Linked DNA regions of Homo sapiens: region 1 is linked to region 2. A link is an interaction called in ENCODE POLR2A ChIA-PET data of the cell type or tissue named here. Cell type or tissue: GM12878. All regions are shown on one strand. Links, peaks and the distances in the headings refer to the core of each region. The heading gives the core; the rest is flanking DNA.

Region 1 (15,485 bases), core at 408-8,407, 140 kb after region 2:
TCCCCCTGCCTGGAACTATCCTCACCTCTTCTCTGAGAGGAGGTTTTCTCTGATCACCCGGCATAAAGCAGCCTTTCCTTATCCCCTGTGCAGTGCTTCATATTTCATCTAAGTGTTTATCAACCTTACAGCAATCAACTCTGACTTGGTTCTTTGCTGCCTGTTTTCAACACTGCTTGGTTTAAGTAGGCGTTTGACATTTGTTGAGTTAGGCCACTTCATTAAAGTTAGTCTTAGTAGAGGGGAAACTGAGGGCTCAAACCAGGGCAGGGATAGTACAAGATTGAAATATGTATGTGTGTTGTTTGGAAGAGGTGGGTGAGAGAAAGACTCCTGGTGGGTGTAAAGGAATTTGGAAACCAACTAAGGGAGGTTAGGAGAAGGGCCATGACACAGGTATATTGGGGCATTTTTTAGCATACGGGATATGGGAGTCTGTAGTGATGTCTAGGGGACAAGAATAGGGGGTAAGGGAAGACCCAGCAATAGACTTGGGCCCAGAACTGTGGAGCAAGTCCATTTTGTGGGATGGGGCCAAGGAGCAAAGGCTGCCAACATGCAAGAGAACCCTGGGGGTTCCTGAGCTTGGGGTGGGGTAGACATGGTGGCCAGCAGTATTGGGTGCCCTAGAAAGTCAGGAGGGTGCAAGGACTGCGAAGATTCTAGAAGGTGAGGGGGATTGGGAGGGTCAAGGCAGGACAAATGGGCATGACAAGGAGCATGTGCCTGGTGCCTTTGGAGAGGGAGAGGCTGAAGATGGGGGAAACAGTGGAGATTGCTATTGGTGCAAGACCCCAGAAGCAGCAAGAGCTGTCACAGGGAGTGGAGATCCTGGGAGTTGGGGGTCAGGGACTGGCTGATGTAGAGAACTTGAAGTAGGTTTTGGTCCCAGAGCTGACATCAAATGTCTTTGTAGCTATGGCAACCCACTTAGCTCCTGTTTCCCACCTCCCTGCAGAATCGCATGAAACCTGCACAGCCAATTTCACATGTTTATTATTGGAATCCATTGAACTCATGAATATGAAAGTGTTAATGCTCTGGGAAGATATTTCTATGGACCATAAACTTGCTGCAGTTTATTTGTGCTTCAGAATTTTTTTTGAGACAGAATTTCCCTCTTGTTGCCCAGGCCGGAGCGCAATGGCATGACCTTGGCTCACTGCAACCTCTTTCTCCTGGGTTCAAGCAATTCTCCTGCCTCAGTCTCCTGAGTAGCTGGGATTACAGGCATGCACCACCATGCCTGGCTAATTTTGTATTTCTAGTAGAGACAGGGTTTCTCCGTGCTGGTCAGGCTGGTCTCGAACTCCCAACCTTAGGTGATCCACCTGCCTTGGCCTCCCAAAGTGCCTGGTAGAAATTTTTCTAATTGTTTATTTTCTTTGAGAAGCACTTAACATCCAACTGGTTCTCCAAAGTACTTCTTTTTTGAGTCTTGATCAGGGAATAACACAATTGTGGTGAGTTTTATGTGCATGTGTGTTTTTAACCCTCCAGGTCTGGCTCTAGATTGTTCACTGGGAAGCCGAATGATATTTTCAGATTCAAATATATTTGTCTAATAATGAAAGGGTCGAAGTGTTACAAATGCTATCCTTTCTAAATAGTCAACATTTGGAACTAGTGAGATATATTTTTACCTTTATTATTTTATGGTTGTCTTTGAAGCTTGTTTATAAGGAACTTTTATGTAACTTTATTCTTGAGATGCAGCCATTATATTTTTGTTCTTTTCCTTTACCACATAAGGAATTATTTCCTTCAAATGAACTTAAAATATCTCTCATGAATACTCCTATTTTTAACTGAATGTTTCTCTTTTTTAAAAAACTTTTATTCTTCAAAGTTCTGATGGATCGTCTTTTTTTAACTCTTTATAATGGAAATTTTCAAACAAGTGCAGATACAGAGAATGGTATCATGAAGCTTCAGGTAGCCACCAGCGGCTTCAGGGTGATGATTCTTTATTTTCATCTCTACCCCACTCACGACTAGGGGCCCATGGGCACCATCTAGAGAGGGAGAGAGAAGAAGGTCACAATGGACCACAGAGTGGGCAGCCATCAATTTAGAGATAGCGGAGGCTGGGGGAGAAGATTGGACGCCCCCAGGGAGAGTGACAGGCAGACCGGCGAGATTGGAAGCCCGTGGCACTGGGATTGCTGTGGTCCCTCGTCCCTCCACATATGTGATCACCTATGGTATATGAAGGGAACGTGCAGAGACTCGTTTAAAACTGAGGTGACTCAAATTGCTTGGTAAAAGAGGCCCAGTTTTTAAGCAGTTCAATAGTGCCCACATATTGAGCAAACATGTTCTCTTTTTACTGTGGCGACAAAAACTTTTCTTGGCGGGTGGCCGGAGAAAGCTATGTTACTATTGCACTTCTTTAAATACGGAAGCAAGTCTTGGTCGAAGGCCTGAATGATGCCTCCCCTTTTATAGAACATTTGGATAAAAGGCCAAAGTGTTACTTTTTTTTGAGGATACGTATTTTAAAATGTATATGGTTTATTTTGATACTTAAAAAGCAACAACTTGAAAACAACAGTCCTGAAACACTTGTCAGTAAGGTGTTAGGATTTAACCAGCCTTTGAGAAAGGGAGAAGAGGCGGGACAGGAATCCGAGATGGAGCAGGGAGCTGGTTTGCTTCTTTGCCGCCTTGCTCTGAAGTTGCCACCCAGGGTCACACATCACTAGAAGTGTTTTCCTCTGGGAGGAGGATGATGTCTGACTGTGGAGAAGAGGCAGCATCCCAGAGGGAGCCCAATTTAACTGGATGCTCAGTGTGAGAGGAGGAGCGCTGGCATTTAGTGGCTGTGTGCCGTGGGCGGGGCCTGCCAGCCCTTGGCTGTCATTTGCCACCTGAGGGACAGGCTGCTTAGTTCCAGCCTCCTGGCTCACCTGGAACCATTTCTCCTGGGAAGCATGGTAGCCAGGAGAGTGGATTCCAGGTGGTGAGGGCTTGGTACTCCTTTTGGGGGATCCTGAGTGCCAGGAGAAGAGGATGAAATCGATGGACTGGGGGAATCAAGGCTGTCCTCATGGAAGAGGAGACAGGATTTGAACCTGGGCCTTCAAGGATGGGGGTAAGGATGGAGAGAAGCAAGATAAGGGATGTTTTAAGCCAGGAGAAACCAGGCTGAGAAGAGGTATGGGTGGGGAGGATAGTAGTTGTTGTTAAGGGGTGCTGGTGTCTAGAGGCCTCCGGGATGGGGTTTTAGGGGTGGCCTGCCTGGATCAAGGATCAGCTTGGACGTGCTCAGCGAGGATGGGGATGCCCATTTCCCTCCATGCAGCTCTGGGCTGGGGGCGGCCCATCTGGGTTCTCAGTTCCTGCCCTCTCCCTCTACTTTTTCTGGGAACATCAGACAACTTTCTGATCCTGTGAACCAGTTTACTTCTCTGTGAAATGAAGACACCTCAGTCACCACTTGACTGTGTATCCAATTGCGCCCATGGCATATGGACAAGCCCTCACTCAGCTAATGGGTGGGCACTAGGTGTGCAGTGGTTAATTTGTTTTATTATAAGGAGTGTCCTTGATACCTTTATCTCATTTCTCTATTTTTTTTCCCTTCCCCAAAGTGTTAGACCATGCACTTTAATCCAACATTATTTTTATATGTTTTTTATTCTTGTAGAGACAGGATCTCTCTCTGTTGCCCAGGCTGGCCTCGAGTGATCCTCTCACTTCCACCTCCCAAAGCACTGGGATTACAGGTGTAAGCCACTGTGCCTGGCCTAGTACAACATTATTTAAAAATCTCTACACATGTCTACTCTGCAGAACTTTCTGCACTCTTTGTGCCTGCTTTTGGAAGAGCGAGTCAGGCAGTTCTCTCCAAGCTGCTACCCTACAAGACTCCAAATGGATAAGCCAAGGAGTCCTGCAGTCTGAGGTTGTAGTACCTCACTTTCTGGTGTCCCCTTCGCTGTAACCAAGAGCATATTCTCTTTTAAGAAAATGTGTCACTGGAAACCTTCATCCTAACTACCAAGAAATTGAGACTTCCCAAAGCAATTTATTAAATTACTTAAAATACAATGTCATTTGTATAATTGTGAACACTTATTGAAGTTACAGAAGGTTATTTTTAATATGCTATATGTAATCTCAAGTTGCAGCATGTTCAATGCTTTTTTGATTTTGAGGTTACATTTTTATTTTGGAAGGAAGACAAATGTAAACGTTTATCTTGCAGGGAAATGTTGGGGATGCTCTCAAACTCTACAGTTTTGTTTTTTTTTTTAAGACAGGGTCTCACTCTGTCGCTCAGGTTGGAGTGCCGTGGCACGATCTGGGTACACCGCAACCTCTGCTTCCTGGGTTCAAGCGATTCTTCTGTCTCAGCCTCACGAGTAGTTGGGACAACACACATGCTACAGGCCACCATGCCCAGCTAATTTTTGTATTTTTTGCAGAGACGGGGTTTCATCATTTGGTTAGACTTACGGTTCTTGAGGGACAAGAATTGCCAAGTATAATTTAATAGAATTGGAAAGGCAGTGGTTGTTTTGAAAGAGTTTGTCTGTAGAGTACCTGATGGAAGTGAGGTACATCCGTGGTCCCCAGCCTTTTTAGCACTGGGGACTGGTTTTGTGAAAGACAGTTTTCCACGGACTCCAGGGTGGGAGGATATGCGAGATGGTTTCGGGATGAAACTGTCTCACCCTAGATCATCAGGCGTCAGATTCTCGTAAGGAGCATGCAACCTAGATCCTTGCATGCGCAGTTCACAAAGGGTTCGCCCTCCTGTGAGAATCTAATGTCAAGCTGATCTGACAGGAGGCAGAGCTCAGGCAGTAATGCTTGCAGGCCTGCCCACCACTGCTCACCACCAGCTGTGTGGCCCCGTTCCTAACAGACCATGGACCGCTAGGGGTCCATGGCCTGGGGTTTGGGGACCCCTGCCATAGATTATTCTTGCCTGGGAAAATAATGGATTGAATTTGATTGCCTGAGTGCTTAATATTAAAGTGCTTGTTTTAAAATTTGAAATTTCTGCTTCTCTGTGTGTGGCCAGTTATCACACCAGTGGAACTAAGTGGTGGGGAATGGTGTACTTTTGAAAGTCGATCTTATGAGTTTGAGAGGGGTCATCTTTAAATTTTGTAAATTGGTCATTAGTTGAATTCTTGTACATTTTACTATGTAAAATGACAGTAATCACTTTTTCGTACCTATGTGAAAATAGTCTCCTTGTTTGTATGTGTCTGTAGACATGAGGAGCCCACATAACAGACAACAGATTCCTCCTTCCTTCCCCCCTTCCTTTCCCCCTTCCTTCCCCCCCAATCTCTACACCAAGACTGCCAAGACTGGGCTGATGGCCTACTTATTTCCAGAAGCACTTGTACAAGGTCACTTGGATAACAGTTTATATAATGGGATTCTGTTTCTAGTCCAGTAAATGTAATTTATGCTTGTGCGTTTCTATTAATTTTTAATTGCCTTCTTTCTCACCTCCCCCATCCCTGAGGCCTGTGTTTGTTTATAGATTTATTTAATTGTATTTGTTTCCTGAGTCATGTTTTTAGGTGATGTACTGCCTTGAGATGACACCACGTAATTGTGTCTTGAGGAGTGAGGCCTAGAGGGGAAAGCTCGGGAATTGGTAGATGCTTAGGATACTTATGGAGAAGAGGGCCAGGACTGGCACAGAGCCAGGGACCAGAGGGAGGGATGCTGGGGAGGGGGGTGTGTGTGAAATTATCCAAGAATGGTTTGCTAGAACAGTGTTTAAAATGTTTGATCAAAATGGTCAAAGAATACAAAATGTCCTTAGATTAGGTCCTGGTTCCTTTACTGTCCCTCCCCTTCTTGTTCTCATATTGATTGTGTGTTGAGTGGTAGGCACTAGAGATGCAGAAGTGAATATGGCCCATTCTGCCCAGGAGTCCTTGGTGTGTCAGACCTGTTATCACACCGTGTGCTAAGTCAGATAAATGTGGGTGAGGTGGTGGTAACAGCAAGGGGGAAGAAATACAAGCAGCCCAACCTGGGTGGGGGCAGTGGGGTGGGAGGAAGAGGTGACACATTGGCGCTTTTTTGGTTGTTGTTGTTGCAGTCTCACTCTTGCCCAGGCTGGGTCGGAGTGCAGTGGTACATTTCAGCTCACTGCAGCCTCTGCCTCCCGGGTTCAAGCGCCTCAGCCTTCCTAGTAGCTGGGATTACAGACATGAGCCACCATACCCGGCTAATTTCGGGCCATTGGCTCTTCTGTTTTTATGTTGATAGCCCAGAATGGAAGCTATAGACTGTGAGAAAAAGACTTTGTTACTAATGATAATTTTGACTACTGGACTGGACTCCCCAGTCCCCTGGGACACGTGGTAGTAATCCTGGTTCTCTTCCCCAGGGCAGCCTTGGGCAAGGCTCTGTCTCCCTGTGCCTTGGTCTCCTCTGCTGTAAAAGAGATATTAGAGTGGATGGTCTGTAAGGCCCTGGGAAAGAAATTCTTGGAGCTTCTTTCTGGTAATGAAATTGGGTCACAATCTATGTATGAATTCATGTGCATGTTGTTGAAAAACAAGTAAAAGAATGAGGTAAGCCAGGCGTGGTGGCACACTTGTAGTCCCAGCTACAAGCTGGTGGCTGAGGTGAGAGGATCACTTGAGCCCAGGAATTCAAGACCAGATGGGGCAACACAGAACACAGGCCAGACCCTTTACCCGCCCCCACGCCGTCACCCCCCACACACACCAAGAGTGAGATGGTACAGTTGGTGGGTAACGCTGGTTCTTTGATCCCTTTCCTTCACAGGAGAGCTGGGGTCTGGACCAGCCCTGTGCCACTGTCCCAACCCTGTGGCAGGTTGTAAAGTTGTGCTGATCTCCCTTCACTGCAGGCTGTGATGTTGGAGGGAAGGAAAAGCAGATTTTCTCCACCTGTAGCCAGCTCTGACAGGTGTTTAAGACGAGGCTAGTTTAAGCCCCAGCAGTCTCTCATCCTTTCGTATGAATAATCAAAACTGAGTCATCACAAAACATATCTGCAGGGGATTCTGCCTATGGTGCGGAAGTGTTACCAGACCAGGACCCCTGGATACGTTAAACCATTGGGTGATTCCCGACTGGCCATTTTGTTGTCTACATTATTACTTTCTCATATCAATTTGGAAAGAAAAAAAAATTCGATTCCCCCTGCCTTTCCTTGGAATGGTTTACATCTTCCTGGATGGGTATCCACAAATGCAATAATTTTGGTACCTTAATTTTTTAGAACTACAACTTTATTTGGGGATTCTCAATCCTCCTCGAGCAACGGTATTGTGTGGTAGAAAGTATAAGAGCTTAGACCCAAGGTTGGGACCAGAGTCCAAACACTGACTCCACTGGGATTAGCTCTGTGACCTCAAACTAATTGCCTCACATTTTTTAGTTTGTTGTGGAGATTAAATGAGATGAGAACATCCCAACATTAAAAATGGGCAAAGGGCATGGGGGAGTAGGAAGACCAGGAAGGAAGCATATGAAAAGATGGCATCAATTAAAACAGGGAGATGTTCTTTTTTGGTAAAGATTAAAAAGGAGGACAGTGGCCGGGTGCGGTGGCTCAGACCTGTAATCCCAGCACTTTGGGAGGCTGAAGTGGGCAGATCACTTGAGGTCAGGAGTTCGAGACCATCCTGGCTAATATAGCGAAACCCCATCTCTACTAAATAATACAAAAATTAGCTGGGTGTGGTGGTGGGCGCCTACAGTCCCAGCTACTTGGGAGGCAGAGGTAGGAGAATCACTTGAACCCGGGAGGCAGGGGTTGCAGTGAGCCGAGATCGCACCACTGACTCCAGCCTGGATGACAGAGCAAGACTCCATCTCAAAAAAAATAATAATAATAATAGGAGTACAGTATTCACTGTCAGTGTGGATGACTTCATGCTCTTGGGTATACAACGAGAGGATAAATCAGTGTGACCTTTCTTTTTGGTGGGAGGTTAAGGGTGAGAGTGAGGGGAATAGCTTGATTCTATGCTAACTGACTTTAAAAGGTTGGGTTCCCTTCGTAATATGTTTCCTCCGGAAGTAACCAGATGATGATGTGTCTAGGAGGGTGTTTATGTGTTTTCAGTTATAGGAAAAATCAGAAACAACTCATAAGCTCATTGATTAGCAATTGATAAAGCAGTTGGGTGGGGTGGCTCGTGCCTGTAATCCCAGCACTTTGGGAGGCTGAGGCAGGTGGATCATTTGAGGCCAGGAGTTTGAGACCAGCCTAGGCGACATGGCAAAACCCTGTCTCCACAAAAAATACCAAAATTAGCCAGGTGTGGTGACATGCCTGTAGTCCCAGCTACTCAGGATGCTGAAGTGTGGGGGCATCGATTGAACCCAGGAGGTTGAGGCTGCAGTGAGCTGTGATTGCGCCACTGCACTTCAACCTGGGTGACAGAGTAAGACCCTGTCCCCCCCGTCCCCCCCAAAAAAATTTGATAAGGCAGACCACATTTACCTATATTCTGGCAGGGGAGTTAGAGATCCGACAGAAGACAAACCACTCTTCCCCTGTGAACTGAATCTGCTTTAGAGAAATTAAGTCTTCGGGACAACAAAACCAACTAAAGTTGTAATCAATGGGCATCCAACTTGGAGTTCTTCGTTTTTTCCCTTATTTCATGTTCCTATGTGATGTGGTCAGTTTTCTGTTTTAAGTAGAGGGGACAGGAAAGAAAACACATTCCTCCAGTCCATCCAGCAGCAGCATTTGTGAAGCAGCCACAGCTTCACATACTTTCTTCCTAGCAGCCCTGGGCCCCACCAGCTCCTCCCTGCCCTTCTAGTGTGGCCTCAGAAGCTGTCTGTCCATGAACTGGCTGTGTCCATCTCTGCCTGCAGACGCTCTGTGCCGTACCCCATGTCTTGCCTGCCCTGCTTCTCTCTACATTTCTGAAATTTGCCCTGTTGGAAGCCCCACTAAGGTCCTGCCTTGACCCCTGCTGTTGACTAAAGGGCTGTCACGTATTTATTATCTCTGCCAATTCAGTGTATAGGACCCATGTTTTATACCCGCTTTTCCCCAAACCCCAGACTTAAATAAAAATGTTCGTTGTTAGAAATGACTCTGGGTTGGTGATGTAGAGATCTATAACTTGTGCCAGTTTTTAAGTATTGCCTTCCTGCTCCAAATTCACCCTCAGTTGCCTGATCTCTGAAAATGGGTCTGGGCCCTTTAAATGTTTTTTCTTTGCCTTTTGTAAGTAGAGGGCTCTGAAGGGGACCTTGTAGGAGGAAGGGATTTTTCTTCCTGATTTCATATGTGTGCATGCGCATGCTTTTCCTGCACTCCTATATTCCTGCAGGGCACACCTTTCTCCAGCATCTGTTGCTCTGTTTTCTGCAGCTCTGGCATCGGTGGTACCAGGAGCCTAAGACTGGGTGGTCCTTATCCAACCCAGATCATTGCTTCCTACAGCCTCTCAGCCCCCATGTGTGTACCCCAAGCCCCCCTGGTGCTGGCCATCTGGTGAGCTAGCCACCTGATCTTTGTCCTCAGCACAACCCTAAGCTGCTCTGGCCTAGGGTATACATTGACGTGGTAAGCTCCTATGGAGGGAGGCCTCTTCACTCTGGTCCAGCAGCACCTGATGACTCCCTGTGTGTGCCCCTCCTTCCTTCTGTCTGCTTGACTGTCTACACCCAGACTTGCTTGCCTGTACCCTAGAGGGTTGCCCCTGCTGCTTGGTGACTGTGGGGGATCTCTGGCCTAGGTACCCAGGAGTTTTTCTGCCATCTATACTTTCTTCAACAAACTCAGAAAAAACCCCTGCCCTACCAAATTTTGGGAGATATTTTTCATCTGTTCCAGGGCATCCTTTAGATTGTTATTTCATCTTTATAGTTTACTCAAGTGTCATATTTATTGTATTAAACTTCCCTTTCTTAGATTACTGTTTGGTTTCTACCTGCTGGTTGAACCCAGACTGAAAAACATTCTATGCAGCTCACCTAAGCAGGCAGAAGGATGAATCAGAGAGAAGTCTTTAGAGATTTCTGAGGGCTCACTGAGAGGCTGCCAGAGTACACTTGCTTGTACACAGGTCCTAGAGGTTGGAGTGGAAGCATTTACCAAGCCACGTACAAGCTCTTAACCAAGGGCTTCCAATATGCATTAAGCTCCCCAAAAAGGGACTGCTTGCATTCCGGTGTTTTTTTTCTAAAATGACTGTCAGCTGGGGCAACATGAGGAGACCTCGTCTCTACAAAAAAATTTAAAAAATTAGTTGGGTGTGGTGGCACATCCCAGCTGCTCGAGAGGCTGAGGTGGAAGGATCGCTTGGGCCTGGGAGGTTGAGGCTGCAGTGATCAGGCAACTGTAGTCTAGCCTGGGCGACAGCGGAGACCCTGTCTCAAAAACAAAAAATGATTGTCCCACCTTAGGTAAGTAGATGCCCCCAGGTTGCAAATCTGTACTAAGGATCTTCCTCTAGATATGCTTCCCATGACTGTCATGGCCTTGTAGGTTACAATTGCTGGAGGTCCATCCCTCTCCAGAAAGGAGGTAGAGATGCCCCATTTTGGGATAAGGGTGCAGGAGGGATAATGGGTCTGCTGCGGAAGAAGATGGCACCCTCACCTGGAAGCACTGCTCAATCCCACACACCTGCACACCCATGAGTCTGCTGCCTTTGGTGGTCTGGGGCTGACTGTGGGAAATGAGGGGGCGGCTGTACTTCTCACCCCAGTTTACCTCTTCAGATCTTGCCCCCACCCTCACGTCTAACATGGAGTCAGCACTGCTGAAATTCTTATCTCCCCTAAGTCTAGCAAGTTATTTAAATTTTTCTGTTACCCTTTAGTTCTTAATAAGTGAGACAGTTTTCTATAAACATGTCTGTAATTCAGCACACATGTGATTTTTCCATTGTCATCTCTTAGGAGAAAGGGTGTATATATATATATAATCTGGTTTCTACTGAACACTGTGTTCAGTAAACTTGTCCAGATGACCAAAGTATCTGTTCCTTTAGCAAATGCTGGGTAAGTCTCAGGTACCACGTGCTGGAGTGTAATGGTGGTGCAGTGTGAAGACCTTGACTGCGGAGGGTTCCCAGGCAGAGGCATCCTGATCAGGAGCAGATACCCTGACTCCTGGGCAATGAGGCTGGTGTTTAGGCTGGGGCATACCCTTGGGCAGGAAATCTCTAAGAGAAAGAAGTGATGAAACCCTGAGTTCAACCTCTGGGAATGGAGAAGAAAGGAGTTCTAGAAAACAACAGACACATAGCTAGAGTTAGGCTCTGAGGGAACAGTAGCATATTGGTGGTGGTCTGGGGGAACTGTGGGAACAGCATGAGCAGGGAGGGTGTGTCCAGGGGACTGAAGACTTGGGAAATAAGACATATTTGGGAACATAGTGGGAAAGGAGGCTGTAGGCTATTGCAGGCTCTGGAATAGAGGAGAGATGAGGAGGGAGCTACCAGTGGCGTAATAGAAGCACCTGGCTCCTGGCTGAATGCGCAGAGCAGGAAGCAACTCAAGGTAATGTGGGGTTTTCACCAGGTGCCTGAGAACTTGATCCATTGCACACAGAGGCCCGAGGAAGAGGGACTCTGCAAGGCATGTGGAAGCTAATATCTGGAGTTAGTTTGTTGACCCATGAACCCTCCTTTTGGAGGTGATGCTCATGGCATTGAATGGAGGAGTTTGTAGAGAGAAGACTACTAAAGAGGCAGTGAAGGACGGAACTTTGAGAAATGTGCTTCGTTTAGGGTTTGGTGGAAAAGGCAGACCCCTGAAGAGCTATTGGAGGTTGTATCATCCCATTTTACAAAGGAGGAAAGTGAGGCTTAGAGAGGTCGGGTAACTTGCCTAAGGTCACACAGCCAGTAGGTAGCATAACCAGAATTTAATCCTGGTCCTGTCACTCCAGATGCCAAACTGGTTTTCCAGTCTGAAAATGGATCTGGGACATCTCCATCCTCAAACGTCTGCTACCCTTATTTTTAAATTGCATAATCTTTCCACCTAGACCTAAAACCCTCTTTAGTTTACTAAAGGCAGGGCAGAATGGCCTCTGGGAGGGTTAATTCCCTTCTCCTCTTTTCCTCAAAGGTTCTGTATGTGTTTATTTGAAGAATACTTCTAGTGGCTAATTTGATTTGAAATGATGAATATCATTTGAGAAAATCGGCCACACTGGGCTTTCGGGGGGTTGTAATCAGTGGGGGCCAGAATATGTCCTGCCAGATGCTTTGATCTATAATGTTGCCTGTGGGACTGTGTAGGTGAGTAGATTCATTATAAATACGTTTCCCTTTTAATTTGAACATGAAGGCTAAAAGTAATGGCTGGGAACCAAATTCCTTAAATCTAGCTGACAATAGTTCTGTGACTTACAGACTGGAGAGCAGAGGTAGACCATCATCTTAGCTGAGTGCCAGCCTCTTGGTGAGGGAGTCCAGGGAGTCCTGAGGCTCCCTTGCCCCGGTGAAAACCCAGGCCAGGCCTCTTTCCGCAATCAAGGAACAAGCTGTAGGTGTGGCCCAGCTCTTCTGGTCCCACTGAGCTGCTCCACTCACACCCTTATCACTCCACCATCTGCCAGCAGTGCTGGGAGCTATTCTCTCCCCTAGAGCCATTTAGCTGCAAACTGTCTCTGTCTCTGTTTATCCGAGCAGAACCTGGAAGGGGCTGGCAAGGACTAGGCAACAGATGGGACAGCCAGAGAGGTGAGGACTTAGGTAAACCACTCTTGCCAGACTCCCGGAGGTGGTGGGGAGGGAAAGGGCAGAGTGAACGTGCTCCTCTGGCCTCGTGATATGGCAGGGGGCTTGGGCTCTTTCTGAGGATTTGTGTGTCCTGTTGGAGCAGGAAAGTGAACAGGAACCAGGATGCCCTCTAGAGATGGAGGCTGCTAGCTCTGACACTCCTGGGGTTTAGTCAGAAGCTTGGATTTCCAGCCCCTTTCTCTCAGCCTGAGTGGGTGGGGGTGACTGGTCATTTTATTTCACGGTTACAAGGAGGCCTTGCTTTTCTTTCATCCTTAATCTTGGTAGTAGGAGAAAGTGCAGGGCAGCCTTGGCACAGGTCTTGGGTCTGGCTTGTACGTATTGCTCGTTCTGTCCCTGGCTAGTTACTGTCGGGCATCTTTTTAGCTTGCCTGAGCCCATGGCGGGGGAGTCAGACCCTGCCTGAGTTCTGGGAGAGAGTCCTCATGGCTGTTGGTGGCCACATTCAAATGTTTTCTGGCCAGCAGTTTTGCTTCAGTGCTACAGGGCTCTCAGAATTGAAGGGAACCTTTTTAGGGTCATTGGGTTCAGGGATTCCCAGTCTAGTGTCCATGAGTGAAACGTTGGAATTGTTTCAGTATTTGAGTCCTAAGGAAAACAGCCTGTGTGGGCTAAGTAGGTATTGAAGACCTTTGCTTTGGTCAGAGTGAAACCAGCTGAAGGTCATCTCATGTGGATGGGTGGGAGGGAGGCCTGGGGGAGGAGGGATCATAGCTTCTGATTTTTCTTTTTTTTTGTTTTTTTTAAAGAGATAGGGTCTCACTCTGTCACTCAGCCTGGAGTACGGTGGTACAATCTCAGCTCACTGCTGCCTGGATCTTCTGGGTTCAAGCAGCCCTCCCACCTCAGCCTCCTGAGTGGCTGGGACCACAGGTGCATGCCACTACACCCAGCTAATTTTTTTTTAATGTAGACATGGGGTCTCGCTATGTTGCCCAGGTTGGTCTCGAACTCCTGGGCTCAAGCAATCCTCTCACCCTGGCTTCCTAAAGTGTTGGGGTTACAGGCGTGAGCCATGGCACCCAGCCCATAGCTTCCGATTAATAGAACGGTGGGACAGTAGGAAAATGGGCGCCCTTGAAAACCATGGTTTTGCATGGGAGAAAAAAAAATTAAAAACAGCCTCTTAGCTAAGAAACTAAGGTCTTGAGAAATTGGCTTCCCCGGGGTCATAAAGTCCACGTGAGTCACTGTCTGTTTTCACAGCTTGGTAATCTTTCCCATGTTCCAGTACAATGTGTAGAAGAAACTAGAACTAGAAGGCCTGGGCGCAAGCCCTGACTCCATCACTTGCTGGCTGGGAACCTGGGACTCTCAAAGCCTCATTTTTTCTCATTTTCTTTTAGGGGAGAGATGAGTGGGGGCTGCATTTTGCCCAGAGCCTAGCCTGTAGAGTCACTAATGTTACTTAAGATAGTACACTGCCTCCCATATCTGATGGTTGACTCGTAGTTTTGTGGGTGAAAATGTATAAATACAGAGCTTTTAAAAAGTTACTTTAAGAAGATTAACCATGGAAAATTAGACACAAATCCCTTCAGTTCCTGCGGTCATAACCATACGCAGCAGCGTTTGCTTCCGTGATTGTGTGATGGTTGAAAACTCGCACTCTGGAGCTATCATTGCCTGGGTTTGAGTCCTGGCTCTACCATTTACCAGCTGTGTGACATTGGACAAGTTCAGTCACTTGTCCACCCACCCCGTGCCCCCTACCCTGTGCCTCAGCGAAATAAGCAGTGGGAATTTAGAGTATCTGCCTCAAAGGATTGCTGGTGCTTGGTACATATTTGTTAAGGCAGGTGTGTTCATGTTTCACTATTACATGTAGGAGCCCTTAGGACGTGGCACAGGCACAAGGGAAGGTGTGCAGGTAATAGGGATGGGTGTTGTGACAGCCTCTATGCAGCACTGTAGGGGTCGAATACGGCGATGCTGACACAGGCTGGGGGTGGGCTGTGGAACAGGGAACCCCGCATGGGGCTGTGTGCTGTATCCCGGTCCCCAGCGTGCGGCGGAAGAGGCTGCTTACAGGGCAGACCTTTGGGCAGCGTTAAAGGATGTGAAAACACCCTCTCATCCCACCACCCTGAATAAACCCACTTTGTTTTTGTGTAGTATTTTATCTAGATTGTCACATAGTTTCAGCATCATGTCTACTGTTTTGTAAGCCATTTTTCAGCTAAGGTTTTCTCTGTTATACTGTCTTTCTAAATATTTTCATTTCATTAAACAAAACCAACTGAAGTTTCAAAACTGTTCTGTCCCTGTTGGGGACAAGGTAAAAAGCTAAGGTTGCTTTGTGTTTGTATATGGGGTTTTCTCTTATTTCTGTTACAACAGAAAGTCTGTGTTTCACAGCGAGAGTTTATAACATCTTCCCCCAGCTTTGGGGTGAGTTTTCTTAAATTCTTCTTACGCAATGTAACTTCCTGCTGAAGAAAGGACATTGGAATTGGGTTTTCTGTCTGCGATGGGAATGTTTAGTCAGATATTTAGAGAGCTTTTTCCCACAGATATTTTTATGGGGGTCACTGCTTTATCCTCCTTTCCATGAACTTGGCTTTGTTCTAAGAGCCTACTAGAAGCCGAGTTCTCATGCAAGACACTGTGCCCAGGTCACAAGTGCACGATGACATTTAACCTTGATGGAAATGTGCAGTTGAGAATCTTGTTTTCTCCACCTTCCTCTTCAGATTGGCTTGAAAGAAATACCCTTTAGCAAGTAATGGGAAGAGTTGCCTCAAATTGA
Region 2 (8,000 bases), core at 1-8,000:
ACCCAGGAGGCGGAGATTGCAGTGAGCCGAGATCGCACCACTGCACTCCAGCCTGGTGACACAGCAGGACTCCGTCTCAAAAATAAAAATAAAATAAAATAAAAGAAAATATTAGCAGGTTGTGGTGGTGCACGCCTGTAGTCTCAGCTACTAGGGAGCCTGAGGTGGGAGGATCACTTGAGTCCAGGAAGTTGAGGCATGTGCCACCACGCCCGGCTAATTTTTTGTATTTTTAGTAGAGACAGGGTTTCACCCTGTTAGCCAGGATGGTCTTAATCTCCTGACCTCATGATCCGCCCGCCTCAGCCTCCCAAAGTGCTGGGATTACAGGCGTGAGCCACCGCACCTGGCTTAATATTTCTTAAATGAGTGAATGAGTGAACAAGACAGATTTTCTTATAGTGTAATCAAAATACAAATTCCAGAGCATGGGACTGTATTTCTTAGAGTAGCGTTGCTACATTAACTACTGTAATTACTTTTCGGTAAAAAATTACTTTTGGGTACTTTTGACCTGCATGTTTCTATAATGTTCTATGCAGAAATTAAACTCTTTTGTATAAACAAAAACAGTGTGGGCCTTTTTAGCATTTTTCTTTGAGATTGGAGACTTCAATATAGTGATTATATTTTCATTTCAAGAAATTCTATTTCGCTTTTTTTTCATATCTGGTCATTTAAAGTAATATATTCTTCCAGACTGGACAACATAGTGACACTGTCTCTACAAAATATATATATATATATATATATATATATATTAGCCAGGCATGGTGGCATATGTCTGTAATCCTAGCTACTCAGGAGGCTGAGGTAGGACAATCATTTGAACCTGGGAGGTTGAGGCTGAAGTGAGTGGTGATCACACCACTGTATGCCAGCTTGAGTGACAGAGTGAGACCCTGTCTCAAAAAATAGAACAAAATAATTTTTATTCTGTATCTGATTATTCCATTTTGTAAAGTTCTTACAGGTCTAAATGCTGTTATTTGTTTCTGCTGATTATCACACATAGTAGATTTTTTATTCTTATTTTTTAACTTTTTATTTATTTTGAGACAGAGTTTCACTCTGTCGCCAGGCTGTAGTGCAGTGGCGTGATCTCAGCTCACTGCAACCTCCACCTCCTGGGTTCAAGTGATTCTCCTGCTTCAGCTTCCCAAGTAGCAGGGATTACAGGTATGTGCCACAACGCCTGGCTAATTTTTGTATTTTTAGTAGAGATGGGTTTGCACCATTTTGGCCAGGCTGGTCTCGAATGCCTGACCTCGAGGGATCCACCCACCTTGGCCTCCCAAAGTGCTGGGATTATAGGCATGTGCCACCATGCCGGGTCCATAGTAGCTTTTTTATTCCTGTGTTTTATAATTTTTGATTGAGAGCTCATGTGATCTCTTTGTTATCTTCTAAGTAGATTTTTGACTTGTTCATTCTTTTGCTGAGGAGAAAGCTCTCTGAAGGTTACAGTTTCATACAGAAGTCTCAATTCCCTCTCTGGCTTGTATAGCCCTCAGGTATTGTCTTCTGTCTTGTGTAATCAGTAAAATCCATTGATTTTCAACTCCCTCTTTGTTCTTGGCCCTCTTGCTTTTTTTGTGAGTTTAGCCATTTATTTCAAAAGAGGTATTTATTTATCTAACCTTTCTAAATTTTTAAAAGTTTTTTAAAAAGAATATTTGTGTACCATGTTCTTAGAAACCATTTAGCCTTTTTGTATCAATATTTGGCATCATAAAAATCTATGCTGTGCCAGGTGCAGTAGCTCATGCCTGTAATTCCAGCATTTTTGGAGGCCGAGGCAGATAGATTGCTTGAATCCAGGAGTTCCAGACCAGCCTGGGCAACATGGCGAAACCCCATCTCTACTAAAAAATACAAAAATTAGCTGGGCATGGCGGCAAGCACCTGTAATCCCAGCTACTTGTGGGATTACAGGTGCTGAGGCAGGAGAATGGCTTGAGCCCAGGAGGTTGAGGCTGTGGTGAGCCAAGATTGTGCCACTGCACTCCAGCCTGGGTGTCAGAGCAAGACCCTGTCTCTCAAAAATATGTATATGATATATTTTCCTGGGTAAGTAGGCGATGAAGCTTGAAATTCTATCAATAGCCTGCAGAGATTCAGAACATATGAACAAAACTAATTATAACTCCAGGTCACCATGACTCAGTAAAGTACAATAGTGACATTTTATATGTACTTACTTTTTTTTTTTTTTTTTTTTTTTTTTAGATAGGGTCTTGCTCTGTTACCCAGGCTAAAGTGCAGTGGTGTGACCTCCTGGGCTCAAGCAAGTCTCCCATCTCAGCCTCCTGAGTGGCTGGAACAACAGCCATGCACCACCACACCTGACTACTTTTTTTATGTGTGTGTAGAGACACAGTCTCATATGTTGCCCAGCATTGTCTCTCCTGGGCTCAAGCCATCCCCCTGCCTCAGCCTCCCAAACTGATGGGATTACAGGCATGAGCCACCACACCTGGCCCTTATATATACTTACTTTAAAGGTAACTGGAAATTTAATTGTTGCTTTCATTTCAAATGCTTTACCAGAAATAGTACCATTTAGATCATGAAGGTATGATGTTTATTATAATCGTTCATTTGTTTTTAGTAAAAGTCTTCAGGGTGAAACTTTTGATAGATTATACCTCAAAGCAAAAATTAATGTAGATGTTTCTGTGTAATTTAGGAGGAACCATTTAATTGGAAACCTCTGTGATGATTTGAATTGTTATGCAGTTTAATTGTTAAATTAGAATCTTGAAAGCTATGAAAGAAAAATAAGAGAAAAAGAGAGAAATAAGAGTGGGAAATAGCTAGTCACAATGGAAGGAGTGTGAGACAGACTCAGGTGTAGAAATTGGGTCTTTCCACTTAGCACCCTAGAGGTATATTAGAATTTCCCACTCAATCTGGCTGATTTTACGCAGTGAAACTGGCATTACTGGGGTTTAATTTGAATTGACTAAGGGTACTTGTCCTTATTTCTTCTGAAAGATAAAATTGGAGAGAGGACAACTGGATTCTTGAATTATTTGTCATTTCTAATCTTACCGTTATTTCCTAAAATGACCCACAGATACTCCCTACCCCACTTTTTTTTTCCCCCACTACTGTGCTCTAGCCCTTAAAATGATCTTTGTTTAGCATTCAGATACCTATACTTAGGTTGAGGGAGGAGAAGAGGGCAAAGTGATAATGAAAATGCCTAAACTCCCAGGGAAAAATGAGGGGAAATTTTGACTACAGCCGCTTCACTTCTGTAATGACTGATCAGGGATGCAAAGCAAGATCAAATCTTTTTTTTTTTTTTTTTGAGATGGAGTCTCGCTCTGTCACCCAGGCTGGAGTGCAGTGGTGCGATCTCGGCTCACGGCAAGCTCTGCCTCCCAGGTTCATGACTACAGGTGGCTGCCACCATGCCTGGCTAATTTTTTGTATTTTTAGTAGAGACAGGGTTTCACCATGTTAGCCAGGATGGTCTCCATCTCCTGACCTCGTGATCTGCCCGCCTTGGCCTCCCAAAGTGCTGGGATTACAGGTGTGAGCCACCGCGCCTGGCCTAAAGCAAGATCAAATGTATATAGATTTTTTTTTTTGGTTTTTGAGACACAGTCTTGCTCTGTCACCCAGGCTGGAGTGCAGAGGTGGGATTGCGGCTCACTGCAACCTCCACCTCCTGGGTTCTAGCAGTTCTTGTGCCTCAGCCTCCCGAGTAGTTGGGATTACAGATGTGCACCACCATGCCTGGCTAAGTTTTGTATTTTTAGTAGAGACAGGGTTTCACCATGTTGGCCAGGCTGATCACAAACTCCTGGTCTCATGTGATCTGCCCGCCTTGGCCTCCCAAAATGCTGGGATTACAGGCTTGAGCCACCGTGCCCAGCCCAAATCTATATAGATTGATGGGCTATTTGTTATTGTTAAAATCCTAGGTTCCGGCCGGGCATGGTGGCTCATGCCTGTAATCCCAGCTACTAAAGAGGCTGAGGCAGGAGAATCGCTTGAACCCGGAAGGCGGAGGTTGCGGTGAGCAGAGATGGTGCCACTGCATTCCACCCTGGGTGGCAAGAGCGAAACTCCATCTCAAAAAAAAAAAGGAAAAAAAAAATCCTAGGTTCAAGTTTCAATGTTAGATGTGGAAAAAAGTACGGAACTTGGTCCTTATAAGTACTTAAAATTAGTTTTCTAAATGAAAAATCGGAACAAATCTTCTATTTGTATAGTTCATTCTAGGTATTTTCCTGTTTGCTTACTTGATCTTTAACACTCTTTTGTTGTTAGACATTATTTTCCCCAAGCCCCATAGAGTTGTATGACTTCAAGTTAAAGGGGAGAAAAAAGTTTATGGCTGATGCTTCATAACAAGACAGAGTAACAAGAGAAAAGCTTGCAAATTTATTTAATATTAGTTTTACATGACATGGAAGCCTTCAAAAATGAAGACACAGAGACCCAGGGAAAACTATTTTTTATGCCTAGTTTTGATGAAGAATGGACAGTTATTTAGAAGTATGATTGGACAAAAGTAGGGATATGATCCTATGGTAATAAACTGAGGGTAACTAAGCAAGGCCTGTTTGCTCGGATTCTTCTTGGCCTTTCTCTGTAAGATTCCTTTCCTTTGCATATAGGGCAGGACACCTGTCACTTTGAGGATCTTCTAGAGAGAGATCAGAGACCTTTCTGCTTCTAAGCTTTTCACAGTTTCTTTCAGCTTAAAATACTCAGTATGCCAAGGTGCCGTATTTTGAGGTACAGTGTTCTGTGCCCTGACAAGGTCATTGTTGATGGGACTTTTACTAGAATTGATTTTTATTAATTGTTAATCCCATTTTCTATTTATAGAATGCTGATTACCCTATCAAATTCCCACTAATGAAGAAACACACTGATCACAGTGTAGCCACCAGATAAAGCCATTCAGTTCGTGGTCCCAGTTAACTGAGAAAGGATAAATACCTAGGTCACTATAATACTATATAGAGTCCAGAGCTAGACCTACAGATATTTGGTCAATTGATTCTCAACCAAGATGATTCCACGAGGAAAGGATATATTTCTTTCAAGAAATAGAGTTGGGACAATTAGACATCTGTATGTGTTGAGGGGAGCAGGAGACCTTGAACCACATACGAACATTGACTCAAAATGGATCATAAAACTATAAAACCTCTCCCAGATATTTTCTCCCAGTGTCTGGCTTTTCATTCTTTTAACAGTGTGCTTTGCAGAACAAAATAAGAAAGCAGAAAATGTTTGTGATTTGGAGTTAGGCAAAGAATTCTTAGATATAACACCAAAAACATGATCCATAAAAGAAAAGTAATAAATTAGACTTCATCAAAATTAAAAACTTCTGCTGGAGTTCAAAATGACTGCTGAAAGTTACTACAAGGATAGTAGTTACCTCTAAGGATAAGATTGGAGAATGCAATTGGGAAGGAAGGTGCAGGGGCTTCAAAGATAGTAGTAGTATAATCTTTTTTTTTTTTTTTTTTTTTTTTGACCGAGTCTCACTCTGTCTCCCAAGCTGGAGTGCAGTGGCGCGATCTCGGCTCACTGTAACCTCCGTCTCCTGGGTTCAAGTGATTCTCCTGTCTCGCCTTCCTGAGTAACTGGTACTATAGGTGCATGCCAGCACACCCGGCTGATTTTTTATTTTATTTTATTTTTTATTTTTTTTAGTAGAGATGGGTTTCACCATGTTAGCCAGAATGGTCTCGATCTCCTGACCTCGTGATTCACCCGCCTCGGCCTCCCAAAGTCCTGGGATTACAGGCGTGAGCCACCAGGCCTAGCAGTGGTATTATAATCTTAAGATAGGTGAAAAGATACTAAAGACCTTTTTGGAGAATGAGAATACCACTGTCAATCAATAAATCCAACTATATTAAATAGTTTTGTCTAGAGCTATAATATAGAGGATTTACGAAAACTTTGCTTTGTATAACAAAGGCAGATATTTTATATTCTGGTTCTATTTTTACTTTTTCTGATATTAACTTCAGATTTTTTATTTTGGCTTTTTTTTTGTTTTGTAGAGACAAGGTCTCACTGTGTTTCCCAGGCTGGTCTCAAACTCCTGGGCTCAAGCTATCCTCCTGCCTTGGCCTCTCAAAGTGTTGGGATTACAGGCTTGAGCCACCATGCCTGGTCAACATCAAGTTTTAACATGATGTTAATTCTATGTGTTTTAGGACTTTGTAGAATAAGGAAAGAGGCAAATATGGGAGATTTGAAGATTTTCAGTGAGACAGGCAAAGTAAGTTAACAATCTGATAGGAAATAATGTGACAGAAGGAGAAGTTTTCATTGATTAGGGCCAGGCACTTTATTTGACTTAAAATAATTAGAGCTCAGATAGTATTAGGAGTAGCAACTCAGGTAGGATATTAATTGAAGGGGACAGAATTGATGTGGGTGGTGGGTAGGGCAAGGACTTAAAATTGACCAAAAATACGTAACAATACGTATTTCTGGGGCCTGAAGGACAAACCCTCACTGGTTGTATTTCTTGGCTGGCAGGCTTATAACAAGAAGTTTTCAAGGGAGACTACATGTTAGTTTTTTATTTTGCTTGAAGAGAGAGATCATTTCCAAGTTGACTTTTGTCTTCTCAGTGTAACATTTGGCACTTCTTTTCCTAAAATTATCACTTGTGGCTGAGATACAAGCTGTTGAATTCAGACTATAAGCTAAATTGTTGGCTCTCGATTATTCTTGAGATTGAAAATCTTTCTGGCATCAACAATTTAGATCTATCAAAATGTGTTAATAGCAGTAAATCTTCAACTTAGAGACTTAGAATATACTGCAATATTTCAATTCTGATGCTAACCACTCAAAAGTTAGCATAGACCCCACAAGTTAGAGGCACAGTTCCCAAAAAGACTGCCCTCACTTCAGATGCCTGTTGCAAGTTGGGGTTGGGGGTCCCAGGCCATCTTCATTTCTGACCAACTGGCTATAAATTGGAGGGATCCCTTAAGCCTCCTTCAGGCTCTATAATTAGAACAACTCACAGAACTCAGGAAAGTACTATACATTTGACCCTTGAACAACACGGGTTTGAACTGCACAGGTCCACTTACTAGTGATTTTTTCCCAACAAAAAGTAAATCAGAAATATAGTTGGCTGGGTGCAGTTGCTCACGCTTGTAATCTCAGTACTTTGAGAGGCCGAGGAAAGAGGATCGCTTGAGGTCAGGAGTTTGAGGCCAGCTTGCACAACATAGCGAGACCCTGTCACCAAAAAAAATATTTAAAAATTAGCCAGGCATGGTGATGCTTTCCTGTAATCCCAGTTACTGTGGAGGCTGATCACTTGAGCTCAGGAGTTTGAGGCTTCAGTGAGCTATGATCATGCCACTGCAACCTAGCCTGAATGACAGAGCAAGACCCTGTCTCTAAAAAAAAAAAAAAAACAACTAAAAGATAAAAGAAAAGGAAACAAAGTATTTGCAGGATGTGAAACCCATGTATATGTGTTACCAGAAAGGGCTCCTGATCCAGACCCCAAAAGGGTTCTTGGATCCCACGCAAGAAAGAATTCAGGATGAGTCCATAGAATAAAGTGAAAACAGGTTTATTAAGAAAGTAAAGAAATAGGCCAGGTGCAGTGGCTCACGCCTATAATCCCAGCACTTTGGGAGGCCAAGGCGTGCAGATCAGTTGAGGTCAGGAGTTAAAGACCAGCCTGGCTAACTTGGTGAAACCCTGTCTCTACCAAAAATACAAAAAATTAGCTGGGTGTGGTGGTGCATGCCTGTAGTCCCACCTGCTTGGGAGGCTGAGGCAGGAGAATCACTTGAACCTGGGACATGGAGGTTGCAGTGAGCTGAGATTGTGCCATTGCACTCCAGCCTGGATGATAGAGCAAGACTCCATCTCAAAAAAAGAGAAAGTAAAGGAATAAAAAATGGCGACTACATAGGCAGAGCAGAGGCATGGGCTGCTTATTCTTATTGTTACTTCTTGATTATATGCTAAACAAGGAG

Evidence for each region. ChIA-PET counts read pairs that join two places held together with the same protein. Peaks named below come from ENCODE experiments on the same cell type or tissue, not always from the same donor. Only the 100,000 strongest peaks of a DNase experiment are listed, where the experiment ranks them.
Region 1: POLR2A ChIA-PET joins it to region 2 with 10 read pairs; 2 of 35 experiments call an interaction of 5 or more read pairs at or near these places.

What each region holds. Positions count from the first base shown.
Region 1 is chr2:62,202,940-62,218,424 of GRCh38, forward strand. All of the region lies in intron 1 of B3GNT2 (UDP-GlcNAc:betaGal beta-1,3-N-acetylglucosaminyltransferase 2), which reads left to right. MIR5192 (microRNA 5192) reads left to right here and starts at 2,887; the gene lies at 2,887-2,978. RefSeq lists enhancers at 1-177, 12,555-13,054, 14,705-15,204. In GM12878, for the core only: no CTCF peak of the experiment used is centred there; no DNase peak of the experiment used is centred there; H3K4me3 peaks cover 4,542 bases; H3K27ac peaks cover 749 bases.
Region 2 is chr2:62,063,138-62,071,137 of GRCh38, forward strand. The region is part of intron 2 of COMMD1 (copper metabolism domain containing 1); the gene reads left to right. Among named protein-coding and RNA genes, the nearest start is that of B3GNT2, 130 kb to the right of the region's middle. RefSeq lists an enhancer at 2,871-3,090. In GM12878, for the core only: no CTCF peak of the experiment used is centred there; DNase peaks (open chromatin) are centred at 2,196 and 3,204; H3K4me3 peaks cover 626 bases; H3K27ac peaks cover 2,253 bases.